2 separate regions of the Homo sapiens genome follow, and region 1 is linked to region 2. Evidence: chromatin contacts called from ENCODE Hi-C data. All regions are on one chromosome and are shown on one strand. The core of a region is the stretch at or near the end of the contact, and the rest is flanking DNA. Distances in the headings are between cores, read along the strand shown.

Region 1 (4,304 bases), core at 1,197-3,696, 6.6 Mb before region 2:
AGGAGACTGCATTTAGAGACACCTCGCAGTCTAGCCCCGTTGAAGGACAGGCTGGGAAGGTACAGCTGGGAAGGTACAGGCTGGGAAACTTTAAAGTGAAGTTCTTTAAACTAAGGGAGACAGTTTAATAGGGAGATAACTTAATGAGTGTGTTTTTGATTGTACTGGAAAGCCAAACAAATTCTGGATGTGGGTGTTGTCTGCTTGGAGAAGCAACTGAAATGCTCCCCATTTAATAGCATTAAAATAGTTGATGCTATTTTCTTATTCTGCACTTTGTATAGAACTGTGATTATTATTATAATTTTTGAGACGGAGTTTTGCTCTTGTTGCCCAGGCTGGAGCGCAATAGCACAAACTCGGCTCACCGCAACCACCCCCTCTCGGATTCAAGCGATTCTCCTGCCTCAGCCTCTCGAATAGCTGGGATTACAGGCATGCGCCACCACGCCCGGCTAATTTTGTATTTTTAGTAGAGACAGGGTTTCTCCATGGTGCTCAGGCTGGTTTCGAACTCCCGAGCTCAGGTGAGGCGCCCGCCTCAGCCTCCCAAAATGCTGGGATTACAGGCGTGAGCCATCGTGCCCGACCAAACGTACCTATTTCCCCCCCCCCCCCGCCTCCCTGAGACGGAGTCTCGCTCTGTCGCCCAGGCTGGAGTGCAGTGGCACGATCTCCGCTCACTCCAAGCTCCACCTCCCGGGTTCACGCCATTCTGCCTCAGCTTCCCAGTAGCTGGGACTACAGGCACCCGCCACCACGCCTGGCTAATTTTTTGTATTTTTAGTAGAGACGGGGTTTCACCGTGTTAGCCAGGATGGTCTCCATCTCCTGACCCCGTGATCCGCCCGCCTCGGCCTCCCAAAGTGCTGGGATTACAGGGGTGAGCCACTGCGCCCGGCCCAGACGTACCTATTAAAGAGACATCCTGGCTGGGCACAGTGGGTCACGCCTAATCTCAGCACTTTGGGAGGCAGAGGCGGGACAATTGCTTGAGGCCAAGAGTTCGAGACCAGTCTGGGCAACAAAGTAAGACCCTGTCTCTACAAAAAAAATAAAAAATAAAAGGTAGATCCAATTCATTCAAATAGTATTCACTAGCACCTACAATGTTCCGAGCCAGGTGCTGAGTATCATGGGAGAAAAAAAAAAAAAGCCAGAGTCACAGCTCTGGCAGGGCGTGGTGGCTCACGCCTGTAATCCCAACACTTTGGGAGGCCGAGGCGGGTGGATCACCTGAGATCAGGAGTCCGAGACCAGCCTGACCAACATGGTGAAACCCCGTCTCTACAAAATACAAAAAATAGCCGGGTGTGGTGGCGCGCACCTGTAGTCCCAGCTACTCGGGAGGCCGAGGCAAGAGAATAGCTTGAACCCGGGAGGGAGAGGTTGCAGTGAGCCGAGACTGCACCACTGCACTCCAGCCTGGGCAACAAGAGTGAAACTCCGTCTCAAAAAAAAAAATAATGATAATTTTGGGAGGCCTAGGCGGTCGGATCACCTGAAGTCGGGAGTTTGAGACCAGCCTGACCAACATGGAGAAGCCCCGTCTCTACTAATAATACAAAATTGGCCGGGCGTGGTGGTGCACGCCAGTAATTCCAGCTACTTGGGAGGCTGAGGCAGGAGAATCTCTTGAACCCGGGAGGCGGAGGTTGCGGTGAGCCGATATCGCGCCATTGCCCTCCAGCCTGGGCGACAGAGCGAGACTCCGTCTCAAAAAAAACAAAAACCAAAAACCAAAAAACTAAGTACGTCTTTTAATCTATTTCTCCAAAGAAGCTTCTATATTCTACTTTCCAGCCAGCCCCTAGAAACAAGCAGTATACTTCTACCCAGATCTCAACCACACTCCCGCCCAGAAGTTAACTCTGGGGTGAGCAAAGCTGGCCCCCACGTTGTCCTTCCGCAGAACCTTTGGTAGGGTAAGCTCCCGGGGCCACTTCCCGCCAACCCCTCCCTGCAGCCCAGCCCCACCCGCGCATCCCCGGGCGTGGCCGAGCACGGCGCCTTTAAGAAGGGGGAGGCGCCCAAGAGGAAAGACAAAGCCCCTGGCCGCGCGCTCACCCTCCCCCTCCGGCGCACCACACGGACAGTGGTGCCCGGATGTCGGTGTCGCCGTCGGTGACAGATGGCGCAGTATCTGTATATGCGAGGGGCTTCTCCGGCTTGACCTCTTTGAGTTCTCGTCCTCTCCATCCCCCGCTGTCCCCCACTTTTAACTCTGCCGTCGGAGGCCCGCACGCCTATCACGGGCGCTTACATAACGTGACCTTTCACCTCTTCAGACTGCCCTCTAGTGCGCTGCAACCCAACTACGCGACAGGGGCAGGGGGGCGGGACCCAGGCGCGGAGCGGCAGCTCCTCCGAGCCAATAGGCTGTGAGCGCTGACCAGCTCTCCGCCTATTGGAGCATTCGCCACCGGCGCCACGGGGGAGCAAGTTAGTGTGTGCGTTGGCCGGGCCCGGGGGAGGAGGGGAATCTCCCGCCATTTTTCAATAATTTCCTCCGGTGCTGCTGAGGAGGAGTCGTGACTGCCGGCCGCCGGGACCCGAAGCGGAGGTCGGCGGGGGGCTGCTGGGAGGCGCGGCGGTGTGCGCGGGAGCTCTGCGCCGTGGCGTTCCGCTCCATGACTGTCGCGCGGCCGCGCCGGCGGTGAGGGAGCCGGAGTTCGCGCCGCCCTCTCACCCCTCCCTTCCCCCACCCCACCCCCGGGCGCCTGGCGCTCGCTCCGGGCCGCGGGGCCTAGTGCTGCGCCGCGGGGCCGGCCCCAGCAGCCGCCAGTCCCCACCGCCGCCGCCGCGATGGCGCCGCTCCTGGGCCGCAAGCCCTTCCCGCTGGTGAAGCCGTTGCCCGGAGAGGAGCCGCTCTTCACCATCCCGCACACTCAGGAGGCCTTCCGCACCCGGGAGTATCCTTTTCCAGCCGCGCGGGCCGGGCTGGGCCGGGCTGGGCCGGGGTAGGGCCTGGGGCTCGCGAGACCAGGTCAGCCGCGCATCCCCGGCCCGGGGCAGCTGTCAGCGCGCCCCGGCCGCTCGCGGGCCTGGAGGCTGAGTCTCAGCCTGCGCCCGCCGATCCTTCCAGGGGATCCGGCGGGGGGCGCGCACCGGCCCTGGAAGGAGAAGGGCCCGCTTCGGCCGCCCCCGGGGCCCCGCACTTTGTCCCGGGGCCTCGCCGGCGAGGAGCGCATCCCCCATCCCCATTACCTTCCCCGGGTTGGCTTTAGGCCTTGAGGACCCGAGAGGGAGGAGGAGGCGTGGGGAGGGGGAGCTAGGTTTTCTCCTTTAATTTTTACAAAAATTTTTTAAAAATTTAAATGAAACCTGCAGCTTAAGTTTTGAAATTGTACTCGCGCGGCCTCGTGATGCGGCGTGTGCAAGACTCAACTGCGTCTTACCCCGATCTCTGCGGGGATACTTGGCGTTTTTTTCGTCTCCCGAGGGGACTTTAGGCCGGGGATGAACTGACAGGACCCTGGGGCAGAAAACTAGGAATGAGATTCCCCGCTTAGAGGAAAGGGAGGGAAGGAAACTGCCTGTGGAGGAGCTGATGCCTGCCTTCCCTGGGCAGACACAGGTTTGAAATTTTGAAGGTTTAGAAGGAGATTGGTATTTGTTAAAATTAAACAAACAAAAAAACCAAGACGTGAAGTTTTTATGTTGTATTTTAGGAACATGAAATTGGATGTTTTACAAAGGAAGCATCCTCTCGTCATGACTAAGATTTCTTGCATAAGCATTATCTTTTAGTGAAAAGTTGTGCAGCTTTTATTTGCTTTTTTTTAATGGGTGCCAGAAGAATCGTTTTTGAGGCTTATCTGTAAAAAAAACAAAAACGATTTCGGAATCAAGCATTTCTTTGGTGACTGAAAGCTTTAAGAGTGAAGGCTAATGTGTTATGAGTTTTCTCAGCCCCTTCTGTTCGGAAGGACTTCATTTCTCAGTTTCTTGCTTGCTTCTGTATAGGAGGAAGTGTCTCTCAGAGTTATTTCATTTCTCCCTGATCCTCACTTTAACGCAGTACTTTAGAGGATAATCTCATTCTTGTTGGAGTGCAATTTGTGAGTGTCCCTTTGTGGGGAGTATACACACAAAGGGGCCTGGAAAATCAGTCCATGCTGGAGGAAGGCTCTTGGAGAAATAGAGCTGTAGCATCTTGGAGCTGAAGTGGATCTTGGAGGTGGTCGGGTCCTCGGGCTTGGTTTGCTGAGTTGGCCCAGAGAGTGGAGGTTGACTTGTTGAAGGTCAAATGATGAAAGAGGAGTAGAATCCACCGCTCTTCCTACCTCATCCCTGTAAGTCAA
Region 2 (4,021 bases), core at 298-2,797:
ATCGCACCACTGCACTCCAGCCTGGGCGACAAGAGTGAGACTCTGTCTCAAAAACATATATATATATAATCTACCTTTCCTCCTTGCCACAGATGCAGCTAGAGCCTAAACGGAGAAGGTGCCAGTTAACTAGCCTTTGGTGATTTTAGCATTGAGACTCCGGTGCTAGCAGTGATTCCAGTCCACCTGATTCAGGCCACAGGAATTCTCCCAGAATCTTCACTACAAGTTGAAACTCCAAATCCTTAATCCTAGAGAGTAAATGCACTTAGGGTCAATGCACACCTAAGTATACCTTAGGTGCGCGACAGGTCTATTTCCTGTCAGAATCCCTAGATGAAAAGAGGAAGTAGATGGACACCCTTATCGGTCAAGCGCTGATGGAACACTCATCTACAAATGAGATACACATGCTGAGACCCTAAGCTGACCCAAGCTGATGGTGCTATCGAGACAAACCACTTTATCACATATTCATCAGCAGTCTCGGAGTTTTTCTTCCCATTCCCTCCCGTAGCGGCTCACCTTTGAGGCAGGAAAGAAGCAGTTCAGGCGGAAGCCACAATCTTTACAAAGCAGGCTTCAGAGAAGCTCACCATTCATCAGCCAGTGAGGGCTGTCACCTGCTAGTTGAGAACTAAACTCAGACATCAGATTCTTCCACAAAGGCCTCCTCACCAGCTGTCCGATGGGTACGGCGTTCAAACGACTCAAAACAGCACAACAAGCCTGGTTTTATTTCTGATGGTCCCCATCAAGGGAACTGAAACTACATGCCTCTAGATTACCTTGCGATCACTCCTCATTTTATTAAAAACATGAAGAAAGAATCCACCCCATTCCGGATATTTACCAAGCTTGACACAGGGAACACCACTATGCCATTTAACTTTGTGGACGTACGTGAGTCTCTCCCTCCCACCTTTCTGAGATGTGTTTCACTGCCAAACGGAGAAGAAACGCAAACACTCCCCAAAGCCGAAAAATGGCAAACGACCAAGATGTTTCCCGTGCCAAATCCGAATTATCCAGGCCTCGGCTCCAGACGTGGGAAGTCCCGCCATCTCCAAGGCCGGCAGGGAACCCTGGCTCGGGGGACGCGAGTGGGCAAACCCCAGTGTGGGGGGACCAGGCCGAGGTCGGCCGATGCTGGGCGACCCCCGCCAGCAGTTGGGGCGGGGTCTGCACCCTGAGAAGCGGTGAAAAAAGCCGGCGGAGGAGCCGCTCCCGACCAGCACGCTCCCCGCTCCCGGCCCCGCGGGCAGCCCCGACTGGGCCCGACCCCAGCCCGCCCTCCAGCCCCGGCTCACCCCGCCCCGGCGGGCAGCTGCGCGCCCCGGGCCCAGCCGGGCCAGCTGCTCGGCGGACGCCCGCGGTCGCGCTGGGCTCACTCGTGGCGGCGCGTGGCGGGCCCGAGGCCGCTAGGCACCATCTTCTCCCCGCGCCGGGGGCAGCGTCTGGCTCCGCGGGGCCGACGCGAAGACCAGACGCCAACCGGGCTCCCGCCGCCGCCTCAGTTCGGGCTCCGGCAACCGCGGTTTCCGGGTGAAAAAAAAAAAAAAAACCACGCCACCTCCAACGCCGCCGTGACCTCCGACCCCGGGCGTCCGACGGTGGCGCGGCCGGGACAAGCTTCGTCAGAGGCAGGCGGCGGAGACCACGCTTCCGGGACGGGTAGCGTGCATGCGGACGTGCGTGGAGTGCGTGATGGACGTTTATGGGTCTGTGTGCCGGTCTGGTGTTGTGCGTGTGCGTGTGTGCGTAGTGCGTGTATGTGGCTTGTAGTGTGCATCGTGTACAACGGTGTGTGCAGTGAGTGCATGTATGTGCATCTGTGTGCGCGTGTGTGGTGTGTGATGGTATGGGTGTGTGCATGCGTAGATGTGTAGGGAGTGCGCACACGTGTGCATGCTCATGTGTGTGCTATGCGTGTGTCTGTTGATGTGCTTGTATATTAATCACTGCTGATAAACATGTAATTTTGGACCAGGCGCGGTGGCTCAGGCCTGTAATCTCAGCACTTTGGGAGGCCAAGGCAGGAGGATCGCTTGAGTCCTGGAGTTCCAGACCAGCCTGGGTAACATAGGGAGTCTCTGACTCTATTTATAAATAAAATAAAATGAAAATGAAAATTTTTAAAGTATAATTTTGTACAATCACTTTGCAAAGTAATTTGGCATTATGCAGTACACTTAAAGATATACACATCCTCTCTTGAGAATATATTACCCTGGAGAAACAGTTGCACCTATGCACAAGTAGACAAAATAATGCTCATAGCAACACCAATGTTTTTAGCAGCAGTATGACTCACTAAAAATTGGGGAGAAAAAGCAGATGTCCATACAGTCAAATGTAAAAACCAACTTTGATATATTCATGGTTTGGTTTGTTTTTGTAGAGACAGGGTCTCCCTATGTTACTCAAGCTGGTCTCGAACTACTGGACCCAAGTGATCCTCCCACCTCGGGAGGATCTGGGATTACAGGTGTGAGCTGCCACGCCTGGCCCATCTTCGTGTTTAATCGGGTACAAAAGACCAGTGAAAATTATTTAATACAGCTCACACAATTATGGTAGTCAATTGCAGACTATATTGGCAGGGACCAAATCACAAAATGGTACACTGCTACATATTTCCATTATGTAAAATTCAAAACAGGCAAGTTCATAACATATTGTTTAGAGATGCATACATAATTGTTTGAACTGACATGAAGCATGAGAAAAAGATGTATAAACTTCATGTTAAGTGTTAGGGGAATGGGATGGGGGAGGAGTACAGGGTGCTTTAAAGGTAATAAAGTTTTGTTGTTCTTGCTTTTGAGACAAGGTCTTGCTCTGTCACCCAAGCTGGAGTGCAGTCGCATGATCATGGCTCACTGCAGACTCGGCCTCCCAAGCTGAAGTGATCCTCCTGTCTCAGCCTCCTGAGTAGCTGGGACCACAGATGTGCACCATCGTGCCCAGCTAATTTTCATATTTTTCACAGAAATGGGGTTTCCCCCAAATTGCTCAGGCTGGTCTCAAACTCCTGGGCTCAAGTGATCCGCTCACTTCCACCTCCCAAAGTGCTGGGATTACAGGCATGAGCCACCACACCCAGCCATCTTTAACAAAAGTTTATCAGGTGAAGCCTGTAATGTTCAACACAATGGCTCAGTTCCTTCACTGAATACCCTCTTATTTCCATGATTCTTGCCCTCTTTTGTTATCTTGCACCATTTGAATTATCTTCCTTGTTGTAATGGGTGTGACATTATCTGCAAGTGCAGGCAGTATTGAATTGTGTATATAATGATGGAACCAAACTTCCTAATGAGATGTCCCTTACCAGGCTAGGACTGATAATGTAATTAAAGGAGCCCCACCACCAATGGCACCATATATGACTTAGTGATTGAGACCGTAGGAGAATGTAAAAAAGGCAACCTCAAACCTTTCATCCTAGCTGCCTTGTATGGGATTTCAAAAAAAATTTTTGTTTTTGTTTTGAGATGGAGTCTCGCTCTGTCGCCCAGGCTGGAGTGCAGTGGCACGATCTTGGCTCACTGCAACCTCTGCCTCCTGGGTTCAAGCGATTCTCCTGCCTCAGCCTCCTGAGTAGCTGGGATTACAGGCGCATGCCACCACGCCCCGCTAATTTTTGTATTTTTAGTAGAGAAGGTGTTTTGCCATGTTGGTCAGGCTGGTCACGAACTCCTGGCCTCAAGTGATCTGCCCACCTTGGCCTCCCAAACTGTTGGGATTACAGGTGTGAGCCCGAGTCCAGTAAAAAAAAAAAAAAAAAAAAAGAAACCTTTTTAAATAGAGACAAGGTCTCACTGTGTTGCCCAAGCTGGTTTTGAGCTTCTGGCCTTAAGCAATCCTCCTTACTCAGCTTCCCAAAGAGCTGGGATTATACGTGTGAGCTACCATGTCCAGCTGGATTGTAAAATTCTTTTTTTAAAAAAAGATTACATGGTGCAGCCACTTTTAAACAACAATCTGGCAATTTCTCAAAAAGTTTAACATAGAGTTA

The links. Hi-C counts contacts between places; a loop is a spot of excess contacts on that map. Pooled maps may share reads with other maps.
Region 1: a loop to region 2 is called in a pooled map, with 10 times the contacts of the local background. The contact joins the promoter of BAZ1B here to the promoter of TMEM248 in region 2. A Hi-C loop is called at or near these places in 5 of 50 pooled maps.

Annotation. Positions count from the first base shown.
Region 1 is chr7:73,520,435-73,524,738 of GRCh38, reverse strand. It overlaps BAZ1B (bromodomain adjacent to zinc finger domain 1B), which reads left to right and starts at 2,446. Exons shown (of 20, transcript NM_032408.4): 1 at 2,446-2,912. The coding sequence starts at 2,806. RefSeq lists silencers at 1,833-1,972, 2,323-3,202 and an enhancer at 2,103-2,262.
Region 2 is chr7:66,918,751-66,922,771 of GRCh38, reverse strand. It overlaps TMEM248 (transmembrane protein 248), which reads right to left and starts at 1,547. Exons shown (of 7, transcript NM_017994.5): 1 at 1,311-1,547. RefSeq lists a silencer at 1,256-1,505.